Linked DNA regions of Homo sapiens: region 2 is linked to region 1. Evidence: read pairs that join two places in POLR2A ChIA-PET (ENCODE). Cell type or tissue: MCF 10A. All regions are shown on one strand. Links, peaks and the distances in the headings refer to the core of each region. The heading gives the core; the rest is flanking DNA.

Region 1 (5,393 bases), core at 281-5,280:
AACCAAGATGTCCTCTAATAGTTGAATGGATAAACAAAGTGTGGTATATCCACATAATACGGTATTGCTCAGCAGTTCAAAAAAAAGAGTTATTTAGTCACCAAAAAAGATGGAGAAGTCTTGAATACATATAGTTAGGCCAAAGAAGCTAATCTGAAAATGTTGCATACTGTTTGACTCCACCTACGTGACATTGTGGAAAAGGCAAAACTACAGACAATAAAAAGATCAGTCATTGCTAGGATTTCAGAGTAGGGAAGGCAGGATGAATAGGTTTAGAACGAGGGATTTTTAGGGCAGTGAAACTGTTCTGTATGGTATTGTATTGACAAACTTGTGGCAATATGCATTTATCAAAAACTATAGAATTGTATACAACAGAGAGTAAATCCTAACGTAAACCATGGACTTTAGTTAATGCTGATGTATCAACACTGTTTTTTGTTTGTTTGTTTGTTTTTTGGGTTTTTTTTGAGAATTAGTCTGGCTCTGTTGCCCAGGATGGAGGGCAGTGGCACCATCTCGGCTCACTGCAACCTCTGCGTCCTGGGTTCAAGAGATTCTCCTGCCTCAGCTTCCCAAGTAATGGGGATTACAGGTTAACTTTGACAAAGGCTCAGTTAAACATGCAACTTATTTTCACATTATTAATATTAAAATCTTGCTATTTATAAAAAAGACTCTATAGGACTTTTAATCTTGATCCAGAGAAAGTGTGTGCTACAGAAAAAGCCCAATAGTCACAAAAAAGCCACAGTAATTGTTTTGGGAACTCTGTCACACAGAAGTGCCAGCTTTACACTTGTTTTCAGTGTTTCAGAGTATAACAGCAGTATGTCTGTCTGCATATCTGCCCACATTCTTTTTGTTTGACATTATTATAATACTTAATAAATGTACATATTTTCAAGATATCTGCCCAAATTCTGAGGGTCAAGATAAACATTAAAAACCGGTCCTTATCTGAGATCCATTTTTTTTTTTGACATTGACTCAAACATTTTGTAACTCAGTCTGTACCCATTACTCATGGAGAAGAATGAGGTTTCAGGGCCATCTTGCCTGTTGTTTTGTTTTTATCAGTAAGTGAATTCTTAACATTAGAAAGATTTTCTAAGAATAAATGTGTATTGAACATCTGTGGTTGCCAGAATTACATGAGTTAGGAGCATTTGTGACATCCCTGCAACCAATTGTTTACAAGTGAAAAACAGACAGATGTATTGAGGTTAAATCTGTTTATATTAGCTTGTGCTCATTTTCTGATTTTTTTGGACTAAAAAATGTTTTCGCTAAACAATAAAGGAAACTTCATAGATTCTTGTCATTAAAAAAATAAAGTGAAGCTATGCTGCAAGGTTAAAAATTATATTCTGTATTAAATTTGTATATATATACTTAATTTTTAAAGGTACATAGTAGGCATATGAATGAGTAAATTTGTACATTTAATGATTGTTTTTCAACACATATTTTATTTAACTCAAATAATATGACAGACTGCATAAAACAAAGTAAAATGAAAATCTAAATTTGGGTCCCTGGTTACTCCTTTTCTACCTTAATTTTCTATTATGAAAAGCCCCATTTTTCAGAAACCACTTAACACCTCTTATTTTGCATAAGGCTAGATATTGCTTTCTATAACAACTATAGCCCCCTTAACTTCTTATATTTCTTGAATAAATCAGCCACTTTTATTCAGTAAATACATATTCAATGCCTAGCCTACTAGATGCCAGAAAAAAATGCTAATTACAGAGTAAGACCCTGTTTTCAAGCTATTTATAATTTAAAAAGTACTCTGGACAAGCAAACATTGATTTACAACACAGTAAAATAAATACTAGTTAGGAGAAAGTTCAAAGTTTAAAAGTCACTAAGAGAAACATAGAGTCTTGTAAGAGTGAGCCTCTCAAAGGAAATGTAATCTAACAGTAATTAATAGAGAAATAAGAAATAACAGGGTTGGAGGTGTTGATGGGGTGGAGCAAAGGATAATTTTCTTAAGTGACAGAGTAGGTGCAGAAAAATGAAAAGAAAGGTAATGCATTTGTGGATTCCACAAACCCTTGGCCATTTATTTTTCTAATTCTCTTGTGTAAATTCCAAGTGTTGGTAGCTATCATTACCTGAAAAATTCACAGTATGCTATTTTGTGGTTGGGAGCAGAGAGAAGTCAGGTTTCTAAAATAATAATCGAAAGGTGAGTGATGTTTACATTCTTTCTTTAGCTGTCATCTGCTTTTTAAAATTTTCAGGTCTGCTTAAGAGTTAAAGGCAAAGAGTTTAAATAGGTGTTTTCCAATTGACATGTTAAGATACAACCCAATGACTTCTTTGGCAGGTCTTAATAAACTGAGCTAGGTCTGATTGAGGGTCCTTGCTGTCTTATTTCTTTCCTCATTGGCTTCTCTTTCTTCACTCCAATAAGTTTATTCTTTTGAAAGTTAACCATAGTCATGCTATTATTTGTCAATGAGTGAATAAGGGATTCTCCCTTCCCAGTCTCTCTTCCCAGGCCTCTTCTTTCTCATCTTTTCCTTTTCTCCCTCCTTCTTCCCCAACCCCTGACGGCAGACTTGGGAATTTGAATATGAGCCAAATAATTAAAAAAATAACAGCAGGATATTTCTACATCTCCATGAATGAACATGACTCTGTGTGGTTACTGCAGCTGCAGGTATGCATTTACATCTACATTAACTATTGCATCATGGACTTCATGAAGCCAAGCCCCCAAATTAATCTCCACCTCCTTCTCTGGCATTCAGGATATAAACTCACCAGAAACATTCCAAATGCAGAAGTGGTTCTCATCTTTTTTTGCAGCTTAAGATCTGCCTTGGTATTTGAAGAGATATAAACTAGATCAATTTCTTTCACAGGATCAACTAAACAGGTTGTACTTTTTTATTATTAATATCAATACTTAGATTTTAGATATATAAAATATAGAATGAAAATTATGTATTACAAAGCTCTTAAAAATAAAATATACAAAGACCAAAGTCTTGATTGATACTTTAGTTAATTAATGATGTGAAGCATTTAAAACCTTTTAAAATAATTTGTTGTTAAAAATAATATTTTACATTTATGTAGTATTTTGTTGCTTATTGCTTTAATGTAAAATTACAGTACCATTGCTATCTTAAAAGTGCTGAATGCTGGACGTGTTCTCCATTTTACCAATGAGAAAATAAAGCAAGCAGGGTAGAAGGAGGTAGAATAGAGATTGACTTTTAGTTTTGTGTTCCTGTGATAAGGGGTCTTGCAAATAGGGGCATTACTTTCATGTAAGAAACTTCAGATAAATATGACAGAAATCCAAAGTCCTTGGTAAATAATTAATATGTAGGTCATTGACATATATTGCCTTTTAAATCTGTGAATCCTTACTTAGTAGAAACTAGAGAGCTTCTTGATCTAATAATTGAACTTAACAAATATTTCTGAACATCTACTTTGTGTCATAGTGCTGGAGATTGGGATAGAAACATGTACAAAAGTCACTTTGCCCTCATACAGGTAAATCTAAGAAAGTAGGGACTATGAGAACCCTATGTATCTATATCCACCATAGTATTCTAGCACTGACTACAGGGCCTAGGAAAAGGGTAGGCATTCACATAGGGAGTATTTGCTGGATAAAAGGCAGGTTGGAAGATGCAGGAGGGGAGTATGCAGAAAGAAAGGAAGAAAGAGAGGAAGGAGAGCGGGAAGGAAAAACACTTTCTGAGTTTAATTGAATTTATAAGTCACAATTTTAACAACTTTTTTGATGTTTATTTCTGAACAACTGACCTACATACTCAGAATAAAAAATTGACAATTTCTAACTGAAATAGATCTTTTGAGAAAATGGGGATCACATAGGAAGTAAATCCATACATTGTAATATGAGACAATTTACCAAAAGGAATAGAATGAGAAAAGATATTTTATTACATGCCACCTACTTTGCCTCTCAGACCAAAATTGACTATGAAGGAGTAGCTGGAAGTCAGCCAACCACTTAATGATAAATCTACCACTCCCAGCTGACTATAAGCCAATTCTTATAAACTTGGCTGAACACCAAGAAAGTAATTCACATGAGTAAGCAAACCAATAGGCAGGACAAATCGTGGTGCATTTTATACACATTTCTTCTAGTGAAAGATCTATTTTCTGAGACTAAGGAGAAGGCTTGGGGAACAAGTGATTTATTGATAAGGCTAATATGCATTTTGGAAATAGAAATCTCATATTTTTGGTGACATTACATCTGATATGATGTAGAGGAAGGTTTTTTAAAAGTTGAGATTGTCCTAAGGGCTGGGGCAATTTATGTGTGTAGAAGAACTTATCAGGCAGGTTTTTGGGCAAATGTGAACAGGAGGAAGATCTAGAAAGGCTAATGTCAGGAAAGACAAAATGTGTTGGGAAGCTATGTCAGAAACTTGAAATAAGCTAAGTTTGGCAGTTGAAAAAACAAGATACTAAAGGAATTTGAAAGCTAATGAAAGAAAGTATGCCTAATTAAAAATTCTGTTAGTAACCTTGAACATGAAATAGATTGTCATGGGATCAGGAGATGAATTAGGAAATGATAACCATCTTGCTTAACCTTATCATTTTTAGCCAAGTCATTCAATGGGAGTATCCACTACCTTATTGATCGAATGGGGAAAAAAGTAATTTTAAAGGTCACAGAGGAATCCTTTATACTCTCAAGATTCCATTTCTTTGATATAACCATTACAGTGTAATTAATTTCATCTTTTCTTTTAAATACATTCACCAAGCATTTGGTTTATTTAAAAAAATGATACATATTCAGGAAGTCAAAAATCTCTGACTTAGATACCCGGCAATAATAATCAAATGTAATGATCTTTATTGTTATTTGACATATACATAATTGGATAATTTGCTAAAATAACTGTAATTCTGGACCTCTTTGTCTTTTTATATGCCCCAGCAATTTTGAAAGAAATTGAAGGTTCTGTGGTTTTTATTTATCACGGAATAAATATAATTGAATATATCCACATTTTTATTTAGTTTTAAGCATTTTACTTCATAATCACTTGTGCTTTCCTATTCTTTTATGTGTTAGACATCTTTCTAATAAGGTTAAAAACTCTCTATGTACCAAAACTATTTGATATGCAACTTTACTATGTTTTTGCCCCATATGTGCAACAACTAAGAAGTGCTAGGTATGTAGGAGGGTCCCGTTATATACATAGTTGTTAATGGTGAAATATTGTTAAGTACATACAAAGTATAAAGCAGAGGTTTTTTTTCAGTGTACCACAATGAATTCTGAACTTGACTATTATGAAAAGTTTGAAGAAGTCCATGGGATTCTAATGTATAAAGATTTTGTCAAATATTGGGATAAT
Region 2 (5,393 bases), core at 203-5,202, 150 kb after region 1:
AGACGTGAGAAAGCTTGGAACTTCCTAGAGACTTGTTGAATAGCTTTGACTAAAATGCTGATAGTGATATGGACAATAAAATCCGGGCTGAGGTGAACTCAGATGGAGATGAGGAACTTGTTGGAAACTGGAGCAAAGGTGACTTGCTATGTTTTAGCCAAGAGACTGGTGGATTTTTGCCCCTGCCTAAAGATTTGTGGAACTTTGGACTTGAGAGAGATAGTTTAAAGGCATCTGGCTGAAGAAATTTCTAAGCAGCAAAGCATTCAAGAGGTGATTTGGGTATAGTTAAAGGCATTCAGTTTTATGTATTCACATATATATGGTTTGGAATTGGAACTTCTTTTTAAAAGGGAAGCAGAGAATAAACTTTCAGAAAATTTTCTGCCTGACAATGCAATAGAAAAGAAAAATCAATTTTCTGAGGAAAAATTCAAGCCAGCTGCAGAAATTTGCATAAGTAACTAGGAGCTAAGTGTTAATCATCAAGAAAATGGGGACAATGTCTCCGGGACATGTCAGAGGTCTTCATGGCAGGCTCTCCCATCACAAGTCTGGAGGCCTAGGAGGAAAAAATGGTTTCCTGGGCCAGGCCCAGGGCCTTGCTGCTTTGTGCAGTCTCAGGACTTGGTGTCTTGCGTCCTAGCCATGGCTAACAGGGGCCAACATAGAGCACAGTTCTTTGCTTCAGAGTGCAAGCCCCAAGCCTTGGCAGCTTACAGGTGGTGTTGGGTCTGTGGGTGCACACAAGTCAATAATTGAGGTTTGGGAACTTCCACCTAGATATCAGAAGGTGTATGGAAATGCCTGAATGTCCATGCAGATGTGTGCTGCAGGGGCAGAGCCCTCATGGAGAACTTCTGCTAGGGCAGTGTGGAAGAAAAATGTGGGTTGTGAACCCCCACACAGAGCCCTACTTGGGGGCACTGCCTACTGGAGCTGTGAAAAAAGGGCCACTGTCTTCCAGACCCTAGAATGGTATATCCACCAACAGCTTACACTGTACACCAGGAGAAGTCACAGACACTCAATGCCAGCCTATGAAAGCAGCCAGGAGGGGGGCTGTACCCTGCAAAGCCACAGGGACAAGACCATGGGAACCCACCTCTTGCATCTACGTGATCTGAATATGAGACATAGAGTCAAAGGAGATAATTTTGGAGCTTTAAGACGTGACTGCCCCTGGATTTCAGACCTGCATAGAGTGTCTTGTCCCTTCATTTTGACCAATTTATCCCATTTGGAATGAGTGTATTTACCCAATGCCTGTACTCCCATTGTATCTAGGAAGTAACTAACTTGCTTTTGACTTTACAGGCTTATAAGCAAAAGGGACTTGCCTTGTCTCAGATGAAACTTTAGATTTGGACTTTGAGTTAGTGCTGAAATGAGTTAAGACTTTGGGAAACTGTTGGGAAGGCATTATTGGTTTTGAAATGTGAGCACATGAGAGTTGGATGGGGCCAGGGGCCAAATGATATGGTTTGGCTGTCTCCCCACCCAAATCTCATCTTGACTTGTAGCTCCCATAATTCCCACATGTTGTAGGAGGGACCCAGTGTGAGGTAATTGAATAATGGGGGTGGGTCTTTGCCATGCTGTTCTCGTGGTAGTCAGTAAGTCTCATGAGAACTGATGGTTTTAAAAAGGGGGGTTCCCCTGCACACATCTTCTTGCCTGCTGCCATGTAAGACGTGTTTTTGCTACCCCTTTGCCTTTGGCCATGATTGTGAGGCCTCCCCAGCCATGCAGAACTGTGAGTCCATTATACCTCTTTCCTTTATAAATTACCTACTCTGGAGTGTGGTTTTTTTATTAGCAGCATAAGAACAGACTAATACAGAGGTTAACATCTATATGCTCCCAATTACTAGCTTCATAACCTTGGCTTGTTAGTTAGCATGTCTGATTCTATTTCCACATTGCTGAAAAGTATTTCATAGCATTATGAAGAGAATAAAATAAAATGAAATATGCAAAATCTCACATGGAGTACATAAAAACATGTAAAAATGGTAATTACTATTATTATTTGAATTATTTTTGAAATTATATAATGAAATAATACATGAGAGTTGTTAAGAATGTAGGCTTTGCCACTTTCTGGCAGGGTGCTATGGATCAGGTAGCTTAGCCTCTGTTTCAGTTTCCTTCCTTAAAAACGAGCACAATTATAGTGGCTACTAATGAGAGTGTAATGAGGGTAAAATTAGTAAGCATATGTCAAGCCCTTAGAAATTACTCACACATAGTAGGTCTAAAGAAATGTTACTCATCTCATTAGTGAATATCATTTTAGAAAATGAATGTTATCTGTTGGAGACTAGCCTGGCAAAAACTAAACTCTGAAAGCAACATAATTTTTTCTAAAAGCAAGCATGAGACAATTGTCTAAAAATTAGCATGGCAGGATGGGAAAGGCACACACACTCACACAGCAAATATGTCTTGCATAAGTAAATTTTTTCTGGTTTGTAATGGACAGAAATGTATTTTTAACTTTAAAATATAATATCCAAATGAGAGTTTCAATCCTTATCATAAAATTGCATCCAGATGATTCATTTCGAAACAAACAATAGAAACAAATATATCTTAATGGGAGAAACATGTAGAATATTGACTCATAGTCAGTTTTGATGAAATTTGATGAATTTCCATCAAATTCTTCTGTCACATGTATACCATGAAATGTGAAATTAAATATGATTATCTGGTGTAAAGGCACACTTAAAAACACACTCAACAATAACACAAAGAAGTAAAGGAAAGGAAAAGGGAGACAAATTCTGACATGCCTAGAACTGAAAGGCAGTTGTAAACTTCTCCTGCCTTAGGCAACACTTTATTTCATAGCTGTGTTGATTCTGCCCCAGCCAGCTATCACAGGTGTGTTCAGTTCAAAGCATTTATAGAGGAGATTTCCCAGATAGTGAGAACATTCTGACATGAGTAATAATGAGATAGTGTGTGATGTGCCAAAAACATGGTTTTAGCATTGCCAAAAACAATGCTATACAAGCCAGGTTTAAGAAGCTCATGTAGATCCTCTAAAGAGTAAGTGAAACCCAAAGAAATAAACAGGAGTGTAACTTTATGTTTCACAGCTTCTTTATTAGAGACAAAAGAACTCCTGAGTCCTCAAAGCCAATGAGACAATTTTTTTTTCTGAAGTGAAAATAATCTTACAAAATATAGTGTCATTAAAGAGGTATAAATAGTTTTCAAACTAAATTCATGTGTATCTTCTCATTTTGTCCTGATATCCAAAGATCTTGCAAAATTATGTAAAAAGAATACAGCTTAATAAGGGGTTTTGGTAAATATTCTAAAATTAAAAAAAGTCTTCCTTCGCTCTCAAATTTTCTTTCTCCCGCAATATTAGTATATTCTTACTTCTTTTATCTCACTACACATATATTAAAAATAATCCCATTAACTTTATCACATTTTCCAGATAATTTTTAATTTAAAATCAATGCATGAAAATATTACAGGCAATCAGGAAAATCAGTTTTCTTTCTTAAACGAATCATTTATCAATTTTTCAAAATGCATTTTAATGAACCAGCTTCTAAAACTTTAAACTGATAGATTAAGATAAAATACTACTAAGAGCTTCCATTTTGATGGAATTAAAAAAAAATCCTTCAGCATGCAGTTGAGTTAGAAAGTCTGACTGACAAAAAATGAAAAGCATGAATTGAGCAGAAACATTTAGAAGTGAAACTTGATTTCTAATTCTGCTTTAATAGCTGTGTGATCATTAGAAACTCACTTTATTTTTCTTTGCCTAGTTTCTTCTTTCTCAGACCGGGCATAATCACATTTTATCTGAGTATAATTGTCCCAAATCACCAAACCATCCCACTCATTAGAAGTGTTAAAAATCATCAAATGTGATTCTCCCATAAGTAAAGTTTCCTTCTGGGAAAAACACCAAAGTGTCTCCACCGGAAGGAGATACTGGAGATGTTCAAGCAGATGGAGCTGTTCAAGCAGAAGGAGATAGTGGAGATGTTCAAGCAGATGATCTGCAAGGAGGTTAAAAGAAGTAAGTAAGGACCAGGCGCGATGGCTCATGCCTGTAATTCCAGCACTTTGGGAGGCCGAGGTGGGCAGATCACAAGGTCAGGCGATCGAGACCATCCTGGCTAACATGGTGAAACCCGTCTCTACTAAAAATATTAAAAATTAGCCGGGCGTGGTGGCGGGCGCCTGTAGTCCCTGCTACTCGGGAGGCTGAGGCAGGAGAATGGTGTGAATCCGGGAGGTGGAGCTTGCAGTAAGCCGAGATGTGCCACTGCACTCCAGCCTGGGTGACAGAGAGAGACTCCGTCTCAAAAAAAAAAAAAAAAAAAAGAAAGAAAGAAGTAAGTGAGGTTTGGTTTGATTAGACCTCATCTCATAAATATTTTAATGTAGAAAATGTCTAACCATAAAAGCAAAGAAAACGAGCAGAATTGCAGTAGTTTGTTTGCTTTACTTAGGTTATTTTCTTCTAATAATATAATCAGTGGCCAGTAGCAAATGGGAAGTGAGGGAAAAGCAGAAAATAGAGATAAAAATAAATAAAGAAAACGTATAATAAAGAACTCTCCAAGGTATAAAGCTCTAAATCAGATACTGTTGGATTGAAGATTTAAAGTCTTGTAAAGACCCCTGAAGATCTAGATTACCTAAGTAATTTCTGTACAGAATAATAATTGTTTGTTTTATTTCTTTTTATTACAACTTTGAAAGGAAGTTTTGTTTTAAAGAATCTCTATGCTAGTACTTCTCAAACTGCTTAAGATTGAATAATCTCAGTTTCTTCTTCCCCCAGACGTGTATATTATATAATAAATGTTATTTAAAATGCCACGACATTTTTCAAAGTACTCTTTCAAACACTAATAAAATGAACACATAAAAATATGTAATAATTTTAACACTGCTCTACAAATGAATCCACAACTATAGAATTTTAAATGGGAAAAGTCAAGAAAAGTCCATGACACCTGATCCTTTGCAACAAAATATTATACGAAGTGATTCAATTAAAAGTAAACACACAACAAACTGTGTAATTAAATTATAAATAGCTTTATTAGTTTCTGTAATATTTGGGCATTTCTCATCTAACATATTTGTACCTATGTAGAACACACACACGCACACACACACACACACTCACACAATTGTTAAAATGTTTCAGGTTATCTGCTTTTATGCAACAAACTACCCCAAAATATAGTGGTATAAAAACATATTTAAAAATACTGTGGATCAGGAATCCAGACAAGGGACAGAGAGATGGCTTGGCTCCCCTCTATAATGTTGGGGGACTACACTGGGAAGATTCAAATGGCTGGGTGCTGAAATAATTTGGAGGTGTCTTCAATCACAGATTG

Evidence for each region. ChIA-PET counts read pairs that join two places held together with the same protein. Peaks named below come from ENCODE experiments on the same cell type or tissue, not always from the same donor. Only the 100,000 strongest peaks of a DNase experiment are listed, where the experiment ranks them.
Region 2: POLR2A ChIA-PET joins it to region 1 with 14 read pairs; 2 of 35 experiments call an interaction of 5 or more read pairs at or near these places.

What each region holds. Positions count from the first base shown.
Region 1 is chr4:69,857,558-69,862,950 of GRCh38, reverse strand. It overlaps SULT1E1 (sulfotransferase family 1E member 1), which reads left to right and starts at 2,806. Exons shown (of 8, transcript NM_005420.3): 1 at 2,806-2,902; 2 at 5,298-5,393. The coding sequence starts at 5,307. In MCF 10A, for the core only: no CTCF peak of the experiment used is centred there; DNase peaks (open chromatin) are centred at 2,680 and 4,040.
Region 2 is chr4:69,705,555-69,710,947 of GRCh38, reverse strand. No RefSeq gene overlaps it. Among named protein-coding and RNA genes, the nearest start is that of SULT1B1, 52 kb to the left of the region's middle. In MCF 10A, for the core only: no CTCF peak of the experiment used is centred there; a DNase peak (open chromatin) is centred at 2,897.